2 separate regions of the Mus musculus genome follow, and region 2 is linked to region 1. Evidence: chromatin loops called from intact Hi-C (ENCODE). Cell type or tissue: left cerebral cortex. All regions are shown on one strand. Links, peaks and the distances in the headings refer to the core of each region. The heading gives the core; the rest is flanking DNA. Region 1 holds the start of Gm26519 (predicted gene, 26519). Region 2 has its middle 15 kb from the start of Lrrc8d.

Region 1 (7,703 bases), core at 2,468-4,967:
GAGTGGTTCTTAAATCACAGTCACTAGTTAGTTTTTGGCTTTTTGAGTAGTTATAATGACGTTTTATCTTTTAGTGATAACAAGCCAGGGAAAAAGACTATATTCCTAAGACATTACAGAGTCCAAGAACTCTCTCTGTTTCTGTTTAGTTTGGCAAACATTTGTTCAACTGTCCCAGAATTAGACACACTAAGTTAGTTAGACACAAGAAATACAAAGAAAATTGTGTGTGTGCTTATTCTCCAAAACTAAAGATCCAGTGAGTGCTTTACTCTTTTATGTGCCTCTGTGTGCACACAAGAGAACAATGTGGTGAAGTTAGTTCTACGGAGTTGTTCTCTTCCTCCACTTGTGGGTACCCTGGATTCAACTCAGGTTGTCAGGGTTGGCAGCAAGGGCTTTTACCCACTGAGCCATCACACCAGCCCCAGATCCAATAATTCTAAAAGTAAAATGGTTGCCAAGCATAGTGCTGCACACCAGTGATCCCAGCACCCAGGAAGATGAGTCAGGAGAATCACAAGTCTGAGGTTAGCCTGAAATACATAAAGAGACCATACCAGTAAATAAATTGATGGATATAGGTAGATATAAAGGTAGATAGATAGATAGATAGATAGATAGATAGATAGATAGATAGATAGATAGATAGATAATGATGTTACATAGAGAAAGAGAGAGATAGCAAGAATCAATGTACTTGGGCTGACATGCAGAGGTCCTTCAAGATCAACTAAGGCTTTGGGTGAGAGGGAAAGAAGATTCCAACAGAATCCAGAAATCCAGACGCCAAGGGAGAGTGGCAGCAGTCAAGAGTGAGGAGCATGCCACATTAGAGGAGAAGAGGTGAAAAGGACTAGCCAGGGAGCCTCCATAGCCTGGGATAGCCAGACACCCCTGGCTATCAGCCAGGCCCAGCAAGAACATGAAGTGCCAGTCATTTATGAACTTTGGAGAGAGGTGAATAGTTAGGTGTGAGGAGTAGCCCACAGTCCTTCCCTGCCATGCAACTAAGGGCAGCTAGGGAAGGAGAAGAGAGGAAGAGAAAGTCCTACCTTTAGGAAAAATAAAAAATTTAGATAAGACACTAATTCCTAAATCAACTCTGCCTTGCAACCTAAAACAACCATGGGCTCTTGTACGGTGAAGTTCCCTTGGGGTTTAATCCCACAGACCAATGTCCGTCCTTCTAAATACAATTTATACTGACAGCAAGATGCAAAACTTAACTTGTGGGGGTTTTCCCTATCATTTCTCCAACCATAAGTATTAAATACACCATACATATTTACATTAATGAAAGCATTATTCAGACTACCCATGTGAATAAAAACAAGATTGTAAATGAAACATTCCATTTCTATCACGAAGGAAAATGACTATGAATTGTAGCCGCAAAGCCTTTCCTCTAAAAATCGCCCTCAGATCTATTTCTCGTTATCTGTGCCACACTGACAGACAGCATTAGCAGAGTGTAGTGTGCATTAGGCAGCCCCATAAGAGATCTGATTACACACAGCTAAGTTCTCATTGATTATAAGGGCCTTACAACTTAGCCAGGTTCTCCATAGCTTCCCTGCTCACAGCAGCTGCCCCACAACCAGGCCCACAGCCCAACTCCACAAGCCCAGGGCTCACACTCTCTGCTCTGCTCTGGGCTGATCCCAACGCTGACTTCTGGCCCTTCACCACATGACCTAATTGTGGCATCTGCTCCCGTGGTTTCTCCTCATCCTTCAGTTCTTGGTGCCATTTCTTCCCAGGACAGTTTGGTGGTCATTTCTGAAGACGGGGAGGAGGGACTGACACAGACATCACTCTAAGAAAATGAGCCTTCTTATGCCTTGACAAATCTTCCCCACTTCTTTAGCCTCATATTTTAACCAAGTGCAAGAACTCAGCAACAATTCTGTTTCCACACTTCCTGCTTGGACCTCCAGGTATCAGATATAAGCTCACCTGCCATCCTGAGCCCTATCCTTCCTCCCCCCTCCAGCTCTCCCATGGGGTCCTGGCAGGTCCTACCACCTCTCACAAACACATGCCGATGGAAGTTATTAACATTCTCTACCAATCCAGGAATAATAAGCCAACTGTTATCAATGTCTTACCATGGGAAGTGTTGTATTATTTTATTTGATTCTTCCAGCACCCTCTTAAGAGAGGCATTTTGCTTTTTTTTTTTTTTTTTTTTTTGAGTTAGGAACTTAAGATATATACAGCTAATACAACTTTCCCAATATTAACTGCCTATAAGTGACAGAGAAAAAGCTTGACAAAGCCGTGTAGCAACTTCTGGTACATCTGCTGATTTAACGTCTGCACATTCAAGAGGGGGAAAAGCATCAAGCGTATCCAGAAATGACACTGAGAAACATATAAACCACTAAGTGGAGAAGGGAAGACGGAGACTCCATTCGAGACTTCACATCTGCAGACACACCAGCCGGGAGAGCTACAGTGCAAACAAGAGACTGTAAAGGGAATACACTGACTTGGCAAGAGACACAGAGGCTGCCAAAACACTGGGGAGAAAGAAGAGACTGGACTTATGTCCTAGATGAGCAAGAGCTAAAACTGTCCTGGAGAGTCCAGATCTGCCTGGTGAGTAGCTTAGCCTTCTGCAGGAGGGTTCTCCATTACCTGCTGAGAAACCAGAGTGTGTCGTGCTAAGTCCAAACAAACAAAGGTCCACAGAAGCTTGGCTCTGCATTGACTTTGAGAAATTCAACCATTTTGTCAGAGGAAGCAGGTTGAGCCACACCGAGGCAAGGCCCTTTTGAAACTTAAAATCTTATAAAGCTGTATTAGATGTGTAAACAATGAGAGTTAGCTAGCTGTATGGGGGCAGATCTCTTAATGGGTGCTTACATACCAGTGCCTTCGTGCACAAGTAGGATCATGAAAAATTCATAGTCAAATAACGATTAGTATCTCAGTGCCTAGCACTACGTGAAGGCTTGGCAAATATTTCACAGTGGTACCACTATGATGGGGGCATGAAGAGCCATCGTATGACCCCAAAGAAAACAAATACATGCTCTCTCTAGGTCATTTACATTTAAGTGCCCTGTGCCTAGCTCCTGGCAGACCCTTACACATGGCAGGCAGTCAACAGACATCTGTTAGATAAATAAAGGAAAGGAAGAAATGGGACTAAAAATGACTGCTCTTGCAGAGGACTTACCTAGGTCTAGCTTCCAGCATCCACATGGTAGTTCACAACCATCTTTAACTCCAGGTGCAGAGGCTCTGACGCCCTCTTCTGGCACTGCACACACAGGGTACCCATAATAGATGCAAGCAAAACACTCACAGGCATAAATCTAAAATATTTTTTAAGGAAAGCAAGAAACAAATGAATCCTAGTGATGCCTTGATAGCAATGTTATTTGCGACTACCAACTAGAGACCAAGTATTCCAACCTAAGAGCCCCGGCCATTCTCACTCAAACCACAAGAGGGCGCTTTATAAAAACAAATGAAACTCGGAGAGAAACAAGAGGCGGTCAGACCTTAAGAGAAAGTTAGTGTGAAACGAAATCGATTCAGAAACATGTTTTCAAAATTGCCCTCACCCCATCCTGAGAGAATGGCTACATTCATTCATTACATATCAGAAAACAACTGCGTCATAAAGGACCTCTGATTATGAGCTCAGTGGTCCTTTCATAAATAAGAGACAAAAGATTATTTACGCTGATGACATTTGGGAAGTATTTGAAAGCAGTCAACCGTGCTAGCTCACATTGCAGTTCTTAAAATGCCCAAGGCCATGATGGGAAAGCCCGTGCTTTCAGGGACCAGCGTTGTATGCGTGCTTAGAGCAGACCTGAACGCTGAAGATCACGAGGGAGGATCAAGTAGATGCCGGCATCCATCACAAGCTAGTTGGTTCAGATCCAACTCAAACATCAAACCAGGCTTTCTACAGGCTGGAACAGAGCGACAAATAGCCCATCTGTATTGCCAGGGGCGGCACCAATGAGAGCAGACATCTATTTCCATAAAAATAGACTTTAGTGGCTGAAATAACCGGACATTTGGCAGGGCCGGCTCATAAAACGAGCATTTCATATGCCAGTAGGCTATAATTGGTACAATAAATCATTTTCTTTGTACCCAGTGAATCTTTAGTTTTCCAAAAGACTAAGCCCTCAATTTAAAAGGGTCTAAATTGTTTTTGCCTTAAAGCCAGCTATCTGGAGAAATAACTTCATCGCAACAGCTGCAGCATAACAGGCCAGTGTTTCTTCTCAAAACAATATGCATTGTTTTCTTCTAGAATCATGTGCTTTTCTCATACCAGTTTTAAAGCTGCCAAAATCAGTTTTTTATTCTAAGAAGCACAGAGATGATTGGAGCAATGGCTCAGTGGGTATAAAGTTCTTGCTGTATTGAATCTCTCACAGAAAGATGAGAGGCGGAGACCGGAGACTGGCCTAAAAGATCAGGGGCCAAGCCAGCCTGGAATAGGCTGCACAGTGGGGCGGGTGAGGGGGTGGGGGGAGAAGACTACACTGGTTAGTTTTTGTCAAGCTGACACAAACTAGGAGGCCACCTCACTGGGAAATTACACCAATCTGGCTGCCCTCTGAGCAAGCCCATGAGGCATCCTCTTGACTGTTAATGGGATAGGGGCCACAGCGGATGCTGCCACTCCTTAGCGGTGGTCCAAGGTTCTATTAGAAATCAGGCTGAGCAGGTCAGTAAGCAGCACTCCTCTGTGGTTTCTGCCTCAGTTCCTGCCTCCAGGTTCCTGCCCTGCCTTCCAAGATAATGAACCTATGAACTAAAATAAGCTTTCTCCCCAATTTGCTTTTGATCCTGCTTTTGATGACAGCAACATAGAAGGAACTGAAACAGAGACCTTCCTCTGCTGTGCCCCGAAGACCCAGGAGAACACCACTCATTGCAGGTCAGATTAAGAGTCCTTTGTTCAAAACAGTGGGCTCAAGACAGACAGGACTCTCAGAAGCAGAGTAGGGTTTATTAAGCCAAACCCCACAATCACATCACCCCAGGTGTGGGCCGGGGGTGGGGGGCAGAAGTTTTGAAAGTTTCAGTTCATCTGATTAAAACAAATTGGTTTTGTGTTGTAAAACAGTGGACCTCCGGAAGCTGCAGGTGTGACTGCATGAGACCGGAAGCTGCAGGTGTGACTGCATGAGACCGGAAGCTGCAGGTGTGACTGCATGAGACCGGAAGCTGCAGGTGTGACTGCATGAGACCGGAAGCTGCAGGTGTGACTGCATGAGACCGGAAGCTGCAGGTGTGACTGCATGAGACCGGAAGCTGCAGGTGTGACTGCATGAGACCGGAAGCTGCAGGTGTGACTGCATGAGACCGGAAGCTGCAGGTGTGACTGCATGAGACCGTTCTGCCACCAGGATGTGGTTAGTGGGGGGGGGGGGTTGGGGAGTGGGAGGGCACTGGGAAGCTTTTCAGCCAGAAGTTAGCCGAAACTAGAATAAAATGGAGTCACTTTGAGCAGCTCACATCAACAAGTAGAAGAGAAACAACTAAAAGACCTCTGACCTCCACACAGGCTCCAAGAAATGTGTGCAAGTGCACGCACACACACACATACACACACCACACACACACACACACACACACACACACTATATATATATATGTATATATATATATATGTATATGTATATATATATGTATATATAATCACATATACATACACACAAACACATGCACACACACCACACACACATACATACCACACACATACATATACACACAAACACATATGTGCACATCATACCTACACATGCACCACACACACAAACACATATGCACACACATATACACACATACACATAGACACACATATGAAAATTGCTTTTATAGTCAGCAAAGAGAGAACAGACAGGAAATAGGACTCTGCTATCTAGTAAAGAACAATGGCCGACCTGCCTCAAGTCATGGTTCCGAACGGTTCCATAACCATCTGGACCAGTGCCACCACTAGAGGAACAGAGTTCAAACACATGAGCCCACGGCGGACGTTCCCCACCCAAATGATAACACTACCAAAAAGAAAAAAATGACCCAAATTTAGCACTCAGTCAAAACAGATGACCCCTGAAGTGTCCCATTTAGATAACTCTTGGTAGATGTGATGGTGACTGTCTTAGCTCTAAGTTAATGCACAAATTCAATGTTTAAATCTATTTATTAGGCCAGTTAGAGGGCTCAGTGGGTGAAGGTCAGCCTGATGACCCGAGTTTGGTCCCTGTGACCCACATGAAGGAGTAGAGGGACCAACTCCCTGCAGGTTATCCACTGACACCCATGTGAATGCACTGGCACCCCCAACACACATAAATATGTATACTTAAATAGTTTATAATTAGAAAGCATTCTATGAATTGCCCTTGCATGAACTAAATAATCAGTATTAACTCTATTCTATAATTCTTGGTTTCTAGCTCTCATATAAATAATTCCCCTAAAGGGGGTGGTTGGTGATATCTTCGCTTCTTTCTAAGCCAATAATTATGTATCTATTTATCAATGCCAATGGGCTTGGAAAAGAAGTGCTTCATATCATCTGTCATATGAAAGATAAGTACTAACAAAACTAAAATGAATTTCACTTATTCAGAGCTATAAGGCCATTCCATTTTCACTTTCAAGGGACAGCTTCCTGGGACATACGATGATGTATATGTGTACCTATGTATGCACATATGCATACTCATGTGTATGTGTGTGTGTATGTATATATGTATGCACGACATGCATGAGTGTACATCTGTGTGCATATTGTGTGCATTTGTGTGTAGACATGTGTCATGTCCCTATATGTGTGCATATTTTTCTGTGTGTGCTTGTGTGTATGCATACTTGTTTGTGTGAGTCTCTGTGTGGACATATATTTCTGTGCATGTTTGTAAGGGTGTGCTTGTGTGTATGCACGTGTGTGTGTGTGTGTGCGTGCGCGCGCGCACGTGCATTTGTATGCACATGTGTATGTGGGGGGTTGGAGAATATGTGCTACCACTTGTCATATAAGCTTATACTCCACCTAGGAGATAGTAGATGTTAACTGGGTTTTCAAGGCTATTTGTTGACTTTATCAACTATTGAGTGATTTTCAGTGATACTTTCTGAAGTGAGGAAACTGAGTTTAGAACCCCGGTAGATAGCAAAAGAACAAATAAGATAAAACACAGGGAGTCTGATCATTCTGCTGAGAGCTGACTATCTGGAGTTCTTTGGGCATTGAAGAGCAAGAAGCCACCAAGGATAAAACCTACTGTCAATGGAATACATTTAGAAAAACCATACACAAATACTAAAAGCTGGTACGCACAAAGTGTAGGTGAGACTCTACTTACAACCTCAGACAGTCATAATAACAGCGACAACAGTAAGCTTCAAGGTTAGCGGGGTATGGTGGACACTGAACATCCTCAGGGTCCACCAGGACTGGGTACCAACTCTCAGTGCCAGCTATGGTTTCTGTCCTCATCCAGCTGTGGTTTCTGAATCTATTTTACTGATCCAGTCACTTCCTCTGCAACCCCAGAAACAAAGATTGAATGCTATCTGACAAAATACATTGTAACGGGACAAAGCACAGTGTGAACTCCAAGCAATCAACAACGCCTCCAATCACACTGTCGTTCTTTGATTCTCATTGAGAAAGCAGAGGAAACGTTAGAAAGCGTGTCCAAGGCCTT
Region 2 (7,703 bases), core at 2,857-5,356, 280 kb after region 1:
GCAAAGATACAGCCCAGATTTCTTCACTCTGGCTTTGCTTACTGCATAAAAACACACTGCACAGACCACTCCTGTAGCCAAAGCCACAGGTATTTACTGGGTGTGACCTGGACCTAGCACGAACTCCATATAACCTGCTCCATCTCCAGAGCCTTTGTGTAAACCAAACCATATTTATATGTGTTTTATAGTTGGTTGTTTGGTTGGTTTGAGGTTTTGTTTGTTTTTGAGATCAGGTCTTACATCTGCCTGCCTCTGCCTCCCAAGTGCTGGGATCAAAGCCATGGCTCACTACACCTGGCCATATTTATGATTTAATTCTCATGACTCCAACTTGATGTCCCTAGAAAGGATCACGGGGCTGAGGATGCACCTCATATAGCACAGCCCTTCCTGGTGTGCATGACGTCTAAGGGCCTACCCTTAGAAACTCATACATCAGGCATGGGATATACATATGCAATCAAGCACTGAAGAAGAGCAAGAGGACCTGGGATTGAAGGTCATCATCAGAGACATAGCAAGTTCAAGGCTAACCTGGGCTATATTGAACTGTCTCAAGAGGGAAAAGTATGCTATGAGAGCCGGTCACGGTGGCACTGGCCTTAATCCTAGCGCAGGAGGATGATTTGGAGCCAGCGAGTGCCTGGATGAGACCCTAACTCAGTAAACATATGCATCCACTTTGAAAAGATGGGTTATACTTGTTCTACTGACAGTAGCAGACAGGCTGGGGTGTTATGTCAGTTCAGCTGCTAGAGTGTTTGCCTGGCATGCAGGGAGCCTTGGGTTCCGTCCTGCGTACCACAACCATAGCATCATCCACTATGCAGTAGGTTCAGGGCCAGCTTGGGATATGGATACTCTGTCTCAAAAGAAAGGAAACAGTCAGAAATTACAATTCTTGAGGATTTCCCATAAGCCACACTGGAATAAGGATTCTTGGGGGCTAGGGACTGTAGAGCGAGACATGACGCTTCAGTCAGCATGTTCCCGGGGACTTCTTTGTGCCGTGGGAAGCCTGAGCAAAGTGTGTTCACTTTTCTGCTCCCGTGTCCCAGGAACTTCACCGCTGCGCAGTCATCAAATGCCACCGTTTGGTCACTAAGGCTCGAAATGAATGCATCTCATGCTAAGTAGTTTGCTGCTGGGAATCCTCAGGTTTAAAAAGAGAAATGTGGGCGGAATGAGCCAGCTCATCACCACTTCAGATGCTGCACCTCACCGTAGCCAGGGAGACAACAATAGAAAGAAGGGTGGGGGTCAGAGGCTCTCATCAGCATTTTTCCGAAACCTGGGCCCTTCCCTTCGGTCAGCACAGGTTGGAAACTGATTTTTCAAAATATAGACAAGAACCAGGCCATGAGGTACCCCAGAGATGCAGAAGGCTCTTCTCCATCTGCTCTGTAAGTACTGTGGACGAGACTGCTAACCCCTTGAGGCACTCTTCTCTGTTGTTTATGCAAACCTTCACCAGAGACAGAAGACACAGCTGGGCAGCCAAATTGAACAAGACTATTTCAATCACCAACAGCTTTCTGGCTTTGACGGCGGGGCTTGAACAGCTTCACTAGGCTACAAATTAGAATTTGTTTTCAGGTTTTGTGTGTGTGTGTGTGGTATATGCACAAATGTGTGTATAATGTGGCAATGCACATGTGTGTGCATGTATGTGTGTGTAATGTGGTATGTGCACACACATGTGTATAAAAATGTGTGTGTGAGATGTGGTATATACACACATGTATGCATAATGTGATATATGTACACACATATGTGTAATGTAGCATACCCACATATGTGTGTGTGTGTGTGGTATGGTATATACACAGATGTGGTATATGCACAAATGTGTGTATAATGTGGTAATACACATATATATGTAATGTGGTATATACAGAGATATGTATGCACATGTGTGTATAATGTGGAATATCCACACATGTGTGTAAGATGTGGTATATGCACATGTATGCATTATGTGATATATGCATACCCATATGTGTAATGTGGCATATGCATATATGTATGCATGTATGTATGTGTGATGCGGTATATGCACAGATATGTGTGCATGTGTGTGTGAGTTTGTAATATGGTATATGTGTGTGTGTGTGCGAGTGTGTTCAAGTGTGCACTCTCATGTCTGAGTAGTATTACTCTCCCCATTGCTTCTCCCAGGTCTCCTCCCTCCCTGAACTATGCTGGCCTAGCAGCTTCAAACTCCATGGTCCTCCTGTCTCTCTGCCCTTGACACACTGGGTCACAGGCACAGGCGCCACCGCACTCAGCTTCTCCTGTGGGTGTTGGCAATTTGAACTCAAGTTCACACTTGAGCTTGTCTACTGAGCTGTCTCCTGACTACAGCTTCTACATCAGTGGTTCTAACCTGTAGGTATCAACAAATTTGGGGAGGAACGACCTTTTCATGGGGGTATGAAGACCATTGGTCACCTAAGACCATTGGAAAACACAGATATTTACATTACAATTCACAACAGTAACAAAACTAGCTATGAAGTAGCAACAAAAAATAATTTTATGTTTGGTGGTCACAACATGAGGGACTGTATTAAAGGGTTGCATTGTTAGGAAGGCTGAGAACCACTGTCCTATATATTTCTTATTAATATCCACAATAATGTTGACGTAGGCCTCTTCTGCTTAAGAAAAGACAAAATTAAGACATGTCTGTTTCCTATACACTGTTCAGAAAAATTAGACTAGCGCATGATCTATTTCCTCACCTCGTATTTCTGTAGCGCCTTAACAGCTTTTGAGAACATTTTAACCGATTGTTTTTGTTTTTTGCTCTCAAAATGTAATTACTTCTTCTATTGCTTTTGCAAAATGCCTGATGAAACTAACTTAAGGAAGAAAGGGTTTCCTCCGGCTGGTGCTGGAGAGAACAGTGCGTGACCTGGCGGTGGGGGAAGGGTGGGGGGACACTGTGAGAAGCAGCTGGTCCTGAGGCTGGTGAGGAAGCAGGCAGAGAGAAGTACCAAGATTCCCCTCACAGCCTCAGGTTCACTGGTCCTGGAACCCCAGCTGAGTTTCTCCTCAGTTAAACTCTCTGAAAAACAAATCCGCTGCCCCAGAGGTCTGTTTCCATGGTGATCCTAAAGCCAATCATGATGACTATGAAGACAAACAAGGGCTGTGACCCAGGAGACCTTACCCTGACAGATGAGGAAACAGAGGTCTAGACAGGTTAAATATGTCAGGGAGATTCCAGCACCAATAAACACATGAGCAACACCAAGTGAGCTGACCTCCCTGGGTGTGGTGTGCCTGCCTTTCACCCTAGCACCTAGGAGACAGAGCCAAGAGAATCTCTACAAGCTCCAGGCCTGTTAGAGATAAGCTGTGAGACCTTATTTACAAGCAAACAACAAAACAAAGCCAGCAACAACTGGGTGTGCTGACACAAGTCTTTATGCCCAGCACTTAGGAGACAGAAGCAGGTTGGTCACTGTTAGGTCCAGGTCATTCAGGTATACAAAGGGAGTTACAAGCCAGCAGGAATACACAGTGAGACCCTGCCTACAAACAACAAAAACAAAAATAAATAAACAACAGCAACAACAAGAAGCCGTTTTGTGGGGCTAGGGATGTAGCTCAGTTGGCAGGGTAACTGTCTAGCATGCATGGAACACTGGGTTCCACTCCCAGACTCCCAAAAGCCAGGCGTGGTGGGGTAAGCCTGTCCTCCCAACACTTGGGAGATGGAGGCAGGAAGTTCAAGGTCTTCTGTGTGGATTACATGATACCCTGCCCCAAAATGCTGTCTTTCATATTATGTATAAAACAGAGCTTTTAAAAATATTATTATTATTATTATTATTATTATTACCACCATTATTATTATTTAGCACTCCTAAGGACAGTTTCCTTGTAAATCAGAGTCTTCACGCTCACATTTACATTTAGATTAAGTCATTGAAGCATTCAACACTAGAGGGCGCACCACGAGAAGGCTGGCTGCAGAGACGCCCAGAAAGCCTGCCAGTGCAGCTAGACACCTGGCAACGCAAGGATGAAACAGGAAATGAGCAATAAAAATCTACAGATAGCATCTCCAGGCCAAATGTCACGGGCTGCTTGATGGGTTACGAACCAGTGCTCGCCACTCACCCACCCCCACCTCATCACCACCCCACCCCCATCCCCACCCCACCCTTACCCCAGCTCCACACCAGCCCCACACCAGCCCCACCCTAGTAATGGAATGACCTTTCCCATTTAGTCTCAGATCTCAGTAAAACAGGACTGGTATAATTATCTCCGCTTTATAGATTAAGAAACTGGGCTGAAGAGATGGCTCAGCGGTTAAGAGCACTGACTGCTCTTCCAGAAGTCCGAGTTCAAATTCCAGCAACCACATTGGCTCACAACCATCTGTAATGAGATCTGAGGCCCTCTTCTGGTGGGTCTGAAGACAGCTACAATGTACTTACATATCATTCATAAATAAATAAATAAATAAATAAATAAATAAAATTTTAAAAAATCTTTGGGCCGGAACGAGTGGGACCGGAGGTGGGGGGTGGGGGAAGGAAGAAACTGAAGTTATACTAAAAGCGAGCGATGGCGATGTTTTCAAAGTCCTAAGTACAGGAGCATTTTACTGTCTGCCTTCTTCAAATGGCATGGATAGTTGATGTTTGAGTCAGTGTCTTCATTTGCAGAACTCTTTAAGATTCTTACATCGAGCCAGGCAGTGGTGGCACATGCCTTTAATCCCAGCACTTGAGAGGCAGAGGCAGGCGGATTTCTGAGTTCGAGGCCAGTCTGGTCTACAGAGTGAGTTCCAGGATAGCCAGGGCTACACAGAGAAACCCTGTCTCGAGAAAAAAAAAAAAAAAAAAAAAAAAAAAAAAAAAAAAAGATTCTTACATCGAAACTCCCTTGTTCCGCATCCTTGACTCCTGGCTGGCCAGTCTCCCTGCAGTCACAGTCACAAATACCTTTCTGGATTTCTCTCTTGCTCCATTCCACACTTGCTAACTGGAAGTGCCTTCCCCCTTCTCTTGCCATTTCTGAGGCCAGTGAGCTCCCCTCCCCCACCCCACGGCCACCCCACCCAAGGTCTTCTTAGCACTCCTCTGTGTGTCTTTAGAGGACTCTGTATTGACCCTGACTCCTAGGGCTTCCTATGCTGCAAGGGGAGCTCCTAAATGCTGCCTCACACTGGCTCATAATTCTTTGCAGGGGTCAGAAACACCTCAAGTCCTATTTGTAGGCGCCAAGCCCTATACACAGTGTGATCCCAAGGCTGGGTTAATATCCGGTTCATTTATTAAGCATCCTGAGTGGTTATCATGATTACGGTGTGGGTAGCTGGTGAGCTCTGAGTCCGGGTGCCTCTGCTTGCATTCATTTGAATGAGTTCACACTTCTGTATTACGCCATCCACCCAGATTTGCATTTGTTACTGCTACTTCAAACATTTTCTCAGGATGCTTCATTTCTACACATTTGTTTCTCAAAAGTGGCAGCTGTAGGACTGGGGATGCGGTTGAAAGGTGGCTCGCCTAGAGGGCACAAGGCTCTAACCACCCCCACCCCCACCCCGATTTAGGTGAAAGCCTATAATCCTAGCACTTAGGAGGTAGAAACAGGAAAACAAAAAACCAACGCCATTTTTGGCTGTGTAGTGAGTCTAGAGCCAGCCTAGGATACAGGATTCCCTTTTTAAAAGCTGAACTATCTTGATTTATATAAGCACGGAAAGTGTGCCACCCTGTGGTCAGGAGTCAGGGTGGGACCCCCAGAGGAGCTGTGACGTCATAGCTATTTCACCACCTTCATTTTCCCTGTCGATCTAGTGTTGTTGAACTGGACACATATTTCTTTTCGTCCTTGGATGTGACTGATGCTATGCTAGACCCTGGAGAATCAGAATGCATATGGAAGTGGGTTCACTGACAAAGCAGGTGCCTGGTGTGTGTCCTGGTTTGGATCCCTAACGTTAAAGAAAAATAATCAAAAGCCACATCCAGTTCCTGAAACTGAACCTGTAATGGTTACGACGGAGCCATCTCAAGATCCCTATGTCGGTGTGTTTAACTGTTAGCAAGAAAGAAGAAATGATTCCATCCCACTCTTGGGAGAATTCAAATGACTCTGGATCTTATCATTGGTACATTGTGCGAGGATGTAGCTTGGTCAATAGAGTGCTTGCTTAGCATACGGGAAGTCCATGTTTGATCTCCACATTGTGTGTTGTGTCTGTAAAAAGGCCTTGGGAAGCCCTGAAGGATGATGGGACAAAGCCAGGCTGTAGATTTCACAAAGCGTCTGCTGGGCCACCTTAGCCCCTTGCTAATGATGCTACCGAGAGTCAGCGAGTTTCCAGGTGGACTGATACCAAGGCCACCCTGGAGACCGTGCGGATGGTGCTCCGGGCCGGGCCTCTCCTGAGCACGTTGCTCATGTTATTGAGCTCTCCCCAATGTCAAGCACCAGTCATTTCCATTTTACTGCTGAAGAACCTACTCATAATGCTAAATGTCTGTGCCCCGCCCCCAGTTCATACATGAAGCCCTAATCCCCAGCGTGGTGTAGCAGCTTTGGAGAAGGAATCTCTATCAGAATAACTGAGGCTAAATAAGGCGGTTAGGGTAGGACTAGTGCCCTAAGATGAGGCATCGCAGAATGCCTCATGGTCAAAGGCCATGTGGGGACACAGGGAAAAGCAAACAACAGCAACCTAAGGGTAAAGATGTCACAAGACAGTGAGCCTTCTAGCAGGTTGATCTTGGACTTCACCTCCAAAACTTCAAGACAGCCAATGTCTGCTGTCAGAGCAGCCTTGTTTACAGCTTTCCGTCCTAGCACCCGGAGTTAATTATAATTTAACCAGGGGAGGGTCCTTTGCCTGACACAGATAACAAGTGCTCTACCCAGGACTTGCACTTAGGACTGCTAGTGAGTAAATAAGATAATGCAGATAAGTTGAAGCCGAGGCAGGAGGATTGCCAGACTGAAGCTATATAGCAAAATCCTTTCTCAAAATCAAAGTAAAAGAGCCAAAAAATAAAAATAAAATAAAATGACAAACACACACAGATTCATTAGCACACCAATTTATACTGGATACCATTTGTTACTTTCAAGTTCTAGAACGTAGGTGCTCAACCACAGAGGATGCATAAAGAAAATATGCTCTGTGTACACAGTGGGATTTTTTTTTTTAAAACCAAAAAGAAGAAAAAACTTAAAGATGGAGAGTAAGCTCAGCAGTAAAGGGCACTTGCTGTTCTTCCAGAGACTGAGTTTGGCTCCCAACACCCGCACCAGGCAGCTTACAGCTCCTGTAAGTACAGAGGACCCAACTCCTTCTTCTGGTCTCCATGGATATCTGACCTCAACTCACTTGCATGTAAACACACACACACACACAACACACACACACACACACACACACACACACACACACACATACACACACACAAATACATGTAATTTTTGGTTATTTTGGCTTTTGTTTGCTTGTTTTCTGTGTGTGGCTTTATTTTTATTTTATTTTATTTTATTTTATTTTATTTTATTTTATTTTATTTTATTGAGATAGTATCTCTCTATGTAGCCCTGGTTGTCCTAGAACCTGATATGTAAACCAGGCTATTATCAAACTCACAGAGATCTGCCTGCCTACCAAGTACCAGGATTAAACCACCCTGGCTCACGTTTTTTTAAAA

Evidence for each region. Hi-C counts contacts between places; a loop is a spot of excess contacts. Peaks named below come from ENCODE experiments on the same cell type or tissue, not always from the same donor. Only the 100,000 strongest peaks of a DNase experiment are listed, where the experiment ranks them.
Region 2: a loop joins it to region 1, with 4 times the contacts of the local background. A loop is called at or near these places in 14 of 42 quality-filtered maps.

What each region holds. Positions count from the first base shown.
Region 1 is chr5:105,396,710-105,404,412 of GRCm38, forward strand. It overlaps Gm26519 (predicted gene, 26519), which reads left to right and starts at 4,517. Exons shown (of 3, transcript NR_166586.1): 1 at 4,517-4,918; 2 at 5,108-5,396. In left cerebral cortex, for the core only: a CTCF peak has its summit at 3,451 (motif pointing right); DNase peaks (open chromatin) are centred at 3,466 and 3,865; H3K4me3 peaks cover 642 bases; H3K27ac peaks cover 1,035 bases.
Region 2 is chr5:105,681,059-105,688,761 of GRCm38, forward strand. No RefSeq gene overlaps it. Among named protein-coding and RNA genes, the nearest start is that of Lrrc8d, 15 kb to the right of the region's middle. In left cerebral cortex, for the core only: a CTCF peak has its summit at 3,955 (motif pointing right); a DNase peak (open chromatin) is centred at 3,969.